Linked DNA regions of Mus musculus: region 1 is linked to region 2. The links are chromatin loops, found by intact Hi-C in ENCODE. Cell type or tissue: gastrocnemius. All regions are shown on one strand. Each heading gives the region's core, and the rest is flanking DNA. Links, peaks and the distances in the headings are about the cores only.

What was found. Peaks named below come from ENCODE experiments on the same cell type or tissue, not always from the same donor. Only the 100,000 strongest peaks of a DNase experiment are listed, where the experiment ranks them.
Region 1: a loop joins it to region 2, with 3.0 times the contacts of the local background. A loop is called at or near these places in 2 of 42 quality-filtered maps.

What each region holds. Positions count from the first base shown.
Region 1 is chr9:102,515,745-102,521,123 of GRCm38, forward strand. The region is part of intron 3 of Ky (kyphoscoliosis peptidase); the gene reads left to right. Among named protein-coding and RNA genes, the nearest start is that of Ky, 12 kb to the left of the region's middle. In gastrocnemius, for the core only: no CTCF peak of the experiment used is centred there; a DNase peak (open chromatin) is centred at 2,887; H3K4me3 peaks cover 657 bases; H3K27ac peaks cover 4,911 bases.
Region 2 is chr9:102,419,343-102,424,721 of GRCm38, forward strand. No RefSeq gene overlaps it. Among named protein-coding and RNA genes, the nearest start is that of Ephb1, 67 kb to the left of the region's middle. In gastrocnemius, for the core only: no CTCF peak of the experiment used is centred there; no DNase peak of the experiment used is centred there; H3K4me3 peaks cover 929 bases; H3K27ac peaks cover 3,067 bases.

The DNA of each region.
Region 1 (5,379 bases), core at 256-5,255, 96 kb after region 2:
ACCACAGAGCTGATTTGAGTACAACGTCCCTGCCCACCCCAGCAAAAAGTCCAAGGCTCCAGATGGAGTTTCTTATTAAAAATGGCTCTGCTTTCCCCTTCTCCTCAGTGGCAGGTTTTATACAGCAGGCAATAAAAAGCCTGCTCGTAGTGCACAGGGGCCTTAGAAGATGAATCTTCAGTGGGCTTGTGTTTGGGTGACAGGAGAGTAGTCACCACAAGGAGGCACGATGGCTTCTGACCCTCAGGGTGGCGGCTAAGGAGACAGTTCTGAAATGACACCACCCATCATGCGTGTCCCCAGCTTTTGGAGCTGACTGCTTCCCGACTACTACATCCTGGAAGCATAGAGCACGCATCTTTTAAGATCTAGCCAGCCATGGTTCATTTGAGAGTGCTTTTAAGATGACGAATGTTTAACTAAGATTTTTCCGACTTTAAGTGTTATGGAAAAGTATGCCCAGGTTGTAAATGGATCAGCATGTACAGAGACTCTTAAGTCAATGGTGCTGAGTATCTTGCATAAATCCTGGGACTCCTCCGCATGCACCCCTGTCACCACCCCCATGCATGCATACACACCATGCACACATGCTTGCCTGGCGGTCTTTGTTAATTGATCAATGCACCTGGCAGCCACTTCCAATCAGTCAGAGTTAATGAACAACACAAAACCCACTTGCCGTGCCCACGTTAGATATTCTGAGTCAATTGAGCCGTTAGACAAATACCGACTGAAACCTGGAGCCATTAGGAGAGCTGTCGTGTGGGAGATGTCACCTGACTGGGTAAAAGGCCAGCCTAGAACAGTGCCCACACAGACTCGGGATGCTCTATGCATCTCAAATTTTGAGAGAGAAAGGGAGAAAAGTCAGCAGGGTTTAGAAAATGTCCAGCCTGAAAGCCACCTCATAGGGGTAGCAAGAAATATCCCTAAATGGCCAAGGCTGCAGTTTCAGAAGTCTTATTCAGCAAATGAATTGCTGGGGAAGGGTACTATGAGAGAGGCCAGGCAGGACACCCAAAGTCCCAGAAAGGGTCTCTTATCCTTGACGGTCAAGGTTGGTGTGATTGGCAGCTGCTTGGGATTTAGCTCTGACTTGAATTTTGCCTGAGATTCTTCGTGTTGAGAGATAGGTCAGGTTAATATTTTTACTAAAATCTCAGTTTTATTAGATCTAAAAGTGAGGTGGGTACGCTGTCTGCCTCTCTAGTGAATGCTAACCATCTTGACACAGGGTGATGACGGCAGGCCATTCCTAGGGGGCAGAGAAGTCTCACAGATGGTCTCTTCAGTCTCTGGAGGAATGCAAAACTCCATAATCAGGGTGAGAGTTTGACAGCGTTGAGAATAAAAACAGCAGCACAGCCTAGGGACAGTTGGTCCTGGGCAAGGAGATAAAGTGAAAAATTGCAGGGAGAAGAGGGGGTTCAAATGATGTCAGGGAGAGCTGGTGAGCGACAGCCCCTCTAAACATGAGGCCACCTCCCCGTTAACCCCAGAAGGGTCACAACTGTGGTTTGTTTCCCAGCCCCACCACTCTTCACAAGAAACATGGTTGGAGGAGGGCAGCTAGATGTACATAAGCTAGGAGAAGTGCGAGGGAGATGCTTACTGTTGGACCCTAGGCCCACGAGCTGTTCACCTTCGCAGCTCCTTTAAGGCTACAGTTGGTTCAGCCCAGTAATCTCCAAACAACAGCTGCACTGGGTCAGACAGACTCCTGGGTCGGATAGACCCCTTTGCTGCGGGACTGAAAGCATTGCGGGTTGCAACCCACAATAGAGAGAGCGTGCAGGGGAGCCTCTCACAGTTCATCTTTCAAAAAGCATCTTGTGGCCACACACCACTTTGGAGAACACCTCAGAAAGAGTTGCACAAGAAAACAAAGAGGCCAAGTTAACCAGGGCCGCAAAGGGAATATGCTTCGGATGAGGGTGGCACCCAATCTTCTGACAAGAATGGACTCACACCCTGAATTCTGAAATCCTCGGCATCTTCATCCCAGGATCACAGGGCTGGTGTCATGGGCAGTGAATGTGCTAGATTCTACACTTTACAGGTGAATGCTGGGCTACAGAGATAGCTCAGTTTTAAGAGCATTTGCTCCACAATCGTGAAGACTAGAGTTCGAACCTCAGCACCCACATGACAGGGCAGGCATCCTCTGACATGCCTTTAACCCAGCTCAGAGGCTGTCAGAGATTGGAGGCTCTTGGACTTGCTGGTTTCCAGCCTAGCTGAAACACAAGCCTCGGGTTCAGGGAGAGACTCTGCCTCAAAGAAATAGGCGGAGAGTGATAGAGATCACCTTATTTATTGCATGTGAACAATACATATATACCCCCCACACACACACACACACATTAACTAATTTATTAGTTAATTAAATATTTAAAATGTTTGCTAAGCCTTTTGGTCTGGGGAACACACATTGTATCTCCAGTCTCGTTAGCATGCAAAACAAGTTTTAAAAGCGTATAAGAAAATCAATAATGGTTTTCCAAAAGAAAATAATTGCAGTATATTTTAACAAAGGATTAATAAAAAGGAACTCATTCTTACAAAACAAAGGAAACATAATAAATCAGTAAATAATAATAACAATCAGCACTCAAAACAATTTAAAGAGCAAATAAGAAATTTTAAATCTACACTAAAATGTTTTTAAATACATAAAACAATAAGGGACCCTTCATTAATAAAAATGTAAAGGGTTTATGAAGGCAGGTGCCAGTAAGCTTAGCAGGCATGTTTGTGTTATCCACCACCACGGGACTCAGCTCCTAATGCCATCGTGAGCTTCCAAGCCTGCAGATCTGCTGGACGGTCACTGTCCACGCCATAGCCGGCTGATCTCAGCTCTTGGCTGAGCTAGTGCTGGCTGTCAGCTGGTGGGCTGGCTGGAGACCAGAGGGTTTCAGATAGCCTCACCTGAGCAGCCCTGCGCTGCTCCCTGCGGTCTCTCACCCTTAGTCTGGTGCACACACAGCACAGCACTGTGGCAGGGATGCCAAGAGTGGGAGCGAGCGTTGCAAAGTCTCTCCAGGGCTAAACTCAGACACTGAATGATAACACAAGTTCTACCCCATGCTAATCAGCCATACTAACTTGTGAGGCCAGCCTACATTCAAGGGGTGAAACAAAACACCTCTCGTTGGGAAGAAGATGAAGTGTAGGCAATCAACCAGGGCAAGAATGAGTAAAAAGGGCATTCTCCACCTCTGACCCCATTGGTGGAATCAGAAACCAACAGAAGGATGTGTGGGAAAGTCGGCCAGTATTACAAAAGCCTTCCAAAACCCTCATTCCTTTCCATCAGTGTTTAGGAATTCACTCTCAGGAATTGATTGGAAAAGTGTTAGAGATGTCTTCTTTATCCTGATGTTCACCACATCATGGTTTATCACAGCAAGCACCTGGGGAGTGCGGAGTATCCGATGCACACAGCAAGTTGTAGTGAGTACTCTGAACACGTGACGTAAATGTGTGTTCCACTGCCTTCCAGGACTGGGGGACATTCTCTACAGCACCGCAGAAGCCACGGCAGCTGACAGCACTATTTAATGCTTCTCCGCAGTTGCTGATTTTTTTAAATTAATCCCTTCAATCTCTGAAAGAAGAGAGCTGATATCTCTGACTATAATGTATATTTGTCTATTCCTCTCTATAATTCTGTGAGTTTTATTTCAGATATTTTAAATCTTTGTGTTCAGGTGACTACGTATTTGACATTGTCACATCTCCTTGATAAGCTGACGTTTCTTCACTATTATATTATACTATTATGTTATATTTCTCTATCTCTGGTATTTTCCTTTCTTGAGTGGATATGTTAATGAGCAAATTGTCTTGGTCTCACTGTACCTGAAAAAATGTTTTTATTTCATTCTCATGTGGAATTTTTATTGGATAGAGTCAGTTAATCCCTTTCAGAATCTTAAAGATTCCACATCTTTCTGTCCTAGTTTCTGATGAGAAATATGTAGCCACCTTATATATAATATATCACTTATCCAGAGCGTATTCAGGGACATTGTATCTCAGTGTTGTAATTATGTCATGTCTGGACCTGGATCTTCTTTTATTTATCATGGTTGGCACACACTAAACTTGAGTCCATTCATGTATGTCTTTTCTCAAATTTGAGTAGTTTGTTATTTCTTCAGCTACTTTTCTGCACACATGGTTGCCGGAGACATGAACAGTGGACTTCTAAATGTGGTCCTGTGGTCTCTGAAGCATTGCTGGCTTTTCCCATTGTCCAGATTGGATCCCGGCCGCTGTTCTCATGTTCTCAGGCTCTTTCCTTTGTCATAGAAAACATTGTAGCCCATCTTCCATTTCAGGGTTAACATCTCCACTTTGTTCTTCCATCTTCTGTTTCTTCGCTGTGTTTTGTATCTTTTGCTTTATTCTGAAATGGCTGGCCTTTCGTTTTGGAGCATGGCTAATGTGCCATTTTATCACCTTTGGGTTAAATGTGGGTTGTCATGGTTGGCATCTTTTCTTCTCCAACTGAGATCTTCCCAGGTACTCTGCTGAGCAGTTCTGAGTGGTGGCCTTTGCGGGGCCCATCTGCTTGCGTGCACCAGGAAGTGGCCAGTTCAGAAGGAAGACATGGTTTTTCCCCTAGAGTTTGGTAGTCAGACTGTGGTATAAAGTGCATGGGGTGAGACGTGTGGTGACCATGGGAACTCATTTGCAACTTTAGGGAATTACATTTCGTCAGCCATTTCCTGTTCCTCTGGCCAAAAAAAAAAGGTTGAAACTTTGTCTTTTCACTCTGTTGGGTACTTTTTATAACTGTGTCTGGGGACAATCAGCAGGAGAGATGAAGGAGGGAGGAAGGGAGGATAGAGGGAGGGAGAAGAGAGGAGAGGGAAAGAGAGGGAAGGAGAGAGATGGTGGAGGGAGGGATGGAGCGAGGGAGGAAGGGAGGGAGGGTGGAGGGAGGGAGGGAGGGAGGGAAAGGAGACAGGGAGAGAAAAATACACATGCCACTTGTGCCTGGCTACTAACCTCACAGCTACCCACATTCTTGCTTCTGGGCTGAATCAGGAAAATATAGAATAAAGAAAAAAAAAAAAAAACACAGCAGAAGATGTCCCTGAGACAATTAGGGGTTCCCATTCTCACCCTTCAAGTAGAAAATGATTTTTTTTTTCCTTGAGTACTCTTTTACATCCATGCACCTCTGCGTAGGGATGCCTTTGCCTGAGGTGTTGCCAGAATGAGAAGAAGGGTAGACCGATGCGGTCCTGTCTCACAACCCGGTCGTTGCCACTCCCAACCCTGTTCTTTTCTATCACTGAATTTCCAGGGTCTGCAGATGGGTTTCCCCATGCATTCCACCCCCATGGTTAGATGGGGTAGAGA
Region 2 (5,379 bases), core at 235-5,234:
CAAACACACTTTTTTATAATGAATATATTTGACTTTTACAATCCAAAAGTTATTTGGAGACAGGTCGTTTAATGTACAGGTGGATAAATGAATAAATAAGATTTATGTAGGAATTATGTTATTATAACTAGGGAGACACCTACAACCGTATAATGGGGTGGTCAGGAGCCGTCAGGACCCACCTCTCTCTTCCTGAAGTACTTCCACCTGTGATGAATAAATAGTTACAGTAAAAGAATTCCTGCTGGCAAGGATGCCTGATCCCAGCCCCTCTGGTAGCCTTGTTTAGCAAATCAAAACATTGCATGATACGCTAAAGTCTCATGTTGCTTACATAAGCCTCAGGTGTGACTGAGTGTCCATACATTGTCTGCTAACCCTGTCTGGTGGGTCAGCCTCACACAACCATTATGGTGGGAAGGGGTGGGATCCTCTAAGCTCCTGACCTCTCGGCTAAGCGAACCCGAGGTGCTGGCATACAGGCTTCACCTGGACACACACTCTGCATCTCCAACTTCATCTAAAGGACTCCTTTCTTCGAGTTTGTTGAAGAGAACCAGAGTGTACTGCAGTATGGCTTACAGGCTAACAGAACCAACACCCCAACACGCCCCCAAACCCTTGCTGGCGACGCCAATGCAACCCATCCCCACCTTACCAAACGGTCTACCAAGGTGAGACCTCACAAGCTGGACTAGACTAGAAAAACTCCCAGAGAAGGATCACGGGGAGGCACTGCCTTTTCCTTTAGCCAAGAAAAAAAACAAAAAACAAAAAACAAACAAACAAACAAACAAAAAAAAAAACCAAAAAAACTGCTAACTGCTTCAAATTCCTGCCGCCCACGGATGTAGATCTCCGCTGAGGTCCCCTGGGTCTTCGATTATCCCAACCCCTCACTAATCCTCAGCCACGAGTTTTCCTGCTCACAATTATCCAGAGGTCTTCATTGCTTCCTCTTCAATCTCAGATTAATTTTAACAAGCTAACAATTCCCCCGTGTGGAGCAAGCCCTAAGTTCTTTTGTTCCTGCTTCATTAAGTCTGGGATGCTTACCCTTCCCCTCCAACCCTGATGGAAAAAGAATGGTCGGGCCCCTGTCTCGCTCAGCTTTGAGATCTAGATCTATTCTTCACGAGCTGTGGGGCACCGGCCAGCTCGGAATTTCTCTGAGATTTCTTTCCTTCGTTTTGTAAAACGGGATGAGGATTCTATCTAGTGGGAGTCAAGTCGACTACTGTGGGAAATTTTTCCAGGTACATATTTGAGGCAGACCTTATCTTTTTAGAACACAATAGATTCACAGAATTAAAAAAACAAAAAACAAAAAACAAAACACATTGCAAGCGCATCTGCAATAGAATTAAATCATGGAACCTGTATGGAGTAGAATATGCAGTGGGTATCAAAAATGAGCAGGCACTTTGACCCACACAATTCTAAGGAACAGTGGATATTTTGGTGAGAAAAAAAAAGATGTTAAGCAGTAAGAGTAAGGTCTTGCTTTTGGCACACACAAGAAAGAACTGTAAGACTATATTTTGGTCATTTATCTTAAAGTGACAGGGACTAAGTCTTGTGTGAGGACGCACAGAGATGGTGGATGAGCACAGCGGGTCAGGGCAGAGGTGGAGACAGGACTTTTCATCTTGCACCATTTTAGATTGGTTGAATTTCAGGACCACTTGAAGCTGTGACTTCTTAAAATAATAAAAATTAAAAGCTAAACATTTTTTCAAAGTAAATATGAAGCCAGGCATGGTGCCGATCATACCAGAGGTAGAAGCAAGCAGATCTCTGTGAGTTCAAGGTCATCCTGGTCTTTCTCTGTGAGTTCCAGACCAGCCAGACTCCAGAGAGAGAGAGAGAGAGAGACCCTATCTCAAATTTAAAGAATACATTAGGAGGCAAGAGGCAAGAGGCAAGAGGATTTCTGAGTTTAAGACCAGTCTGGACAGCCAGGGCAGCAAAGAAAAACACTGTCTCAAAACACACACACACACACACACACACACACACACACACAAATACATACAACAACAACGATAATAATATAAAATTAAAACTGTAGTCTTTCTTATACTGTTGTGAGATAAATAAGAAGCCTGTGTGTACAGTATGTGTGTTGTGTGTGTTGATGTGGGCATCAGTAATAACAAGTGTCCATGAAATTTACAATAAGCACTGATTAAATGAAACCTAGTTCTCTTTTTATGGTTATCTTTTCTAATTATAAAATTATGTTTTTTGATTAGAGAAAATTTCAGAGTAAGAGAGAAACCCTCAAGAGACCATGGTCACTTGTTAGCCCATCAATCAAAGATGGCTATGCATATTTTTCATTTTGTTTGTTAATCACTCATGGTTCTGCATATTCGATTTATAGATGGTAATATATATGCCCAATGCTCTACTCTATACACACCCCAAAGCAAAGCCACCCCTTACAGCTGCTGTTTTTAACCTCTGCATTATAGGCCATCGTATAAATAGCCTTTGCCACCTGTGATCTGTCCATGTCCCCACACCCTGCCAGCTCCTTGGGGTTTGGGACATTGTCTGAAGCTTCTCTATGTCCCCTCGGTCTGGCATATGGAGGGATCTTGACAGATGACTATGGAATGGACACAGTAATTATCTGAATGTTACATAACTGGTAGCCTTTGGTTGGCATTTTGAGTCATCTCCAGTGGCTCAGTTCTTGAAATAGTGTCAGCAAAGTCATAGCCCACATAAATCACCAATGGCCGAGCCTATCTTCACCGGTTTTCTTAGGCAAAATTCCTAGATGTGGAATCATTGGCTCCTGGGATAGGAAAAAAACTCTGGCTTGTTGAAATCACACTGCTAATTTGCCTTCCAAAACATTGTCCCAGTCTGCACTCTTATTAGCAACTGACCAGAGGACCTAGGGACCAACACTTCCTTATAGAAACTTCTGGTCTTCATTCCTTGACTGAGAAAATAACAGGACCCAATAAACCAGACCCAGGAAGACAAGAGTGGCGTGATCCTGCTCATGAGTACCACCCAGACTAGTGGACCTCATTCCAACTGAAGAGAGAATGGTAATCACCAGAGACTAGAAGAAGAGGGGGAGATAGGGGGAGAGGCCCCTCAACAGGCAGCAACTTGTAGTAACATAGGAGAGATAGAGTTCTGGTGTTTTGTGGTCACTTTAGACAGAAAATACCTACTGTGTGTTCAAAAAGCCCAGGGAAAAGGATTTTGAATGTTTTGTTGCTGTTTTTACCACAAAGAAATGATGGGTGTTTGAGGAGACACATTTAAACATGCAGCCACATGTACATATTTTAAATATCATGTGACACCCAATAATAATTACCTAATAATGTATAGATGGCTGGCTCATTTTTTAAGGAGGGGAGGGGGACTGAAAATCTAATTGTTTTCGCTTAATTACTTGAAAAGGGTTCAAGATGTTTTTGAGTCTTACGAAATGTGGTTCTCTCTCTCTCTCTCTCTCTCTCTCTCTCTCTCTCTCTCCCCTAGAAATGTAATTATGCATTTGTCTGTTTCCAACATGCACAACAGAAAGCAACCTCTGTGGCCCAACTTTGACAGTTCTAACCACTAGCTATCCAACTGTGGCTTCGTCATGGTGGGGGTGGCAGCAATTCAGTGGAGGCTCTGCACATGGGAGGCGAGCCTGTTCCTTTTAAGCTAGAATCCCAACCCTTTGTAGACATTTTACTATGTCACAGAGTCTTGCCAAGTTGCCCAGCCTGACCTGGAACTCCCTGTGTAACCGGGTCAGATGTCCTCTCTACCTTTCTGCATCCCTTGTAGCTAAGATTACAGGCCTGCACCACCAGGCCTGGCTCCTAATCTTGTTTTGTTTTTTGTTTTTTTTTTTTTTTTTAACCTGTTTCTTCTTTACCACACACATACAGATAACTATTTGTCTTTGGGTTTGGGTTTTGTTTTGCTTTGTTGCTAAAATAGTTTAGAAAACTCTTAGACCCCCATAGCACTTAAGGGACAGTCAAGGCTCACTGACTGTTTCCTGAGCAAGAAACTCCCCTTAACACCACAATGGCAGGCTTCTTTATAGCTTCTCCGAGCGCTCCCTCCCCTTCATCACGCCTTCGAGTTTCATTCCATCTTTGTCGATCTAAAATGTGGTTTTGCCCTTTTTTTTGGCCCACCAGCATGCACTCCCCGGCTCAGTCGTAAAATATTGCAGCCATGTACTTGGGACATTGAATGGCCAAGGCCTTGTCAATGTCACCCAGATCCAAGGGAGAGAACAGTCAGTTTGCATTTGTGGAGCTCATAAACAATGAGCCCGTGTTTGCTAAATGATCGGCCACTTTAATCAAACCCATAATTCAACAGCATTAACACTGTTAAATCTTAATTCGTCTTCATTACAGGGTAGCTCGCAGCTCCTGTTGAGGGTGGAAAGGAGGTTTCTCTCTTCCTCTCTCTCACTCAGTGGGATTCCTTTGTCGTCCTGGGGCTGCAGATCCTTCTACCCCTCCTACTGCTTCCCGGGGATTGCCAAGATGGTGGCAATGCCTTTCTTTTTTCTTCTTTTCAAAGCTCAGTAGAAGGCTGTTTCGCAAATGCAAACTGCCTGCAGGCAGAGCAGAAAAACAGAGGGGCAGGGAGGGAGAGATGGGAGCAAGGCATGTCTGCAAGACAGCAAGAGTAGTTTTTAAAAAGCAAGTGCTTGCAAAGACATAACCGCAGCCAGGCTGGAAGAGGAGAAGGCCACTCCAGCCCCGCTGCTTCGGCAGGCCGGTCTCTGTGCTAATCCCAGTGCGAGCAATAGGAGCTGCAGGAATCTGAGCCGCCTGCCTGACTTCAGCATCTGGCTTGGTAGCCAGTTTGCGGATGTGGACAAGCTCTCTGTCCTGTGAGTGAAGAAATACCATCGTCCTTTATTAACCAGTGTTTGCATTCGGGTCAAGCTTTAACTCTGCCAGTGCTTCAGTAAATCCTGGCCTGGGTTTATGAGAATAGGAGAGGGAAAGAGGGTGGGGAATCGGGGCCGGGTGTGTGTGTGTTGGGGGGTGGGCAGTCGGGGGGGGTAGTGCAGCCTTCACCCAATAATATCAGGGTATATTCTGGCTGCATGTATACACACACACACACACACACACACACACACACACACACACACACACACACGTGCATCTATGTCAAGCTGCAAGCTATAGAGAGCTTTGTTCCAAAATGAAAGCAGCTGTCAAGTGGTAAACAAAGAGGATTCTGGGGGATTAAAATGCTGAGACCTTCGCTAATGTGCACCGTGGCCAGGTGGTGCCCGGAAGGGTTTTGAAAGGCTCGAGGCCGGCACGAGGTGTGTGAAACCGGAGCTCAGCCTTTCCGTGGAAAAAGTCAGGGGAGAAC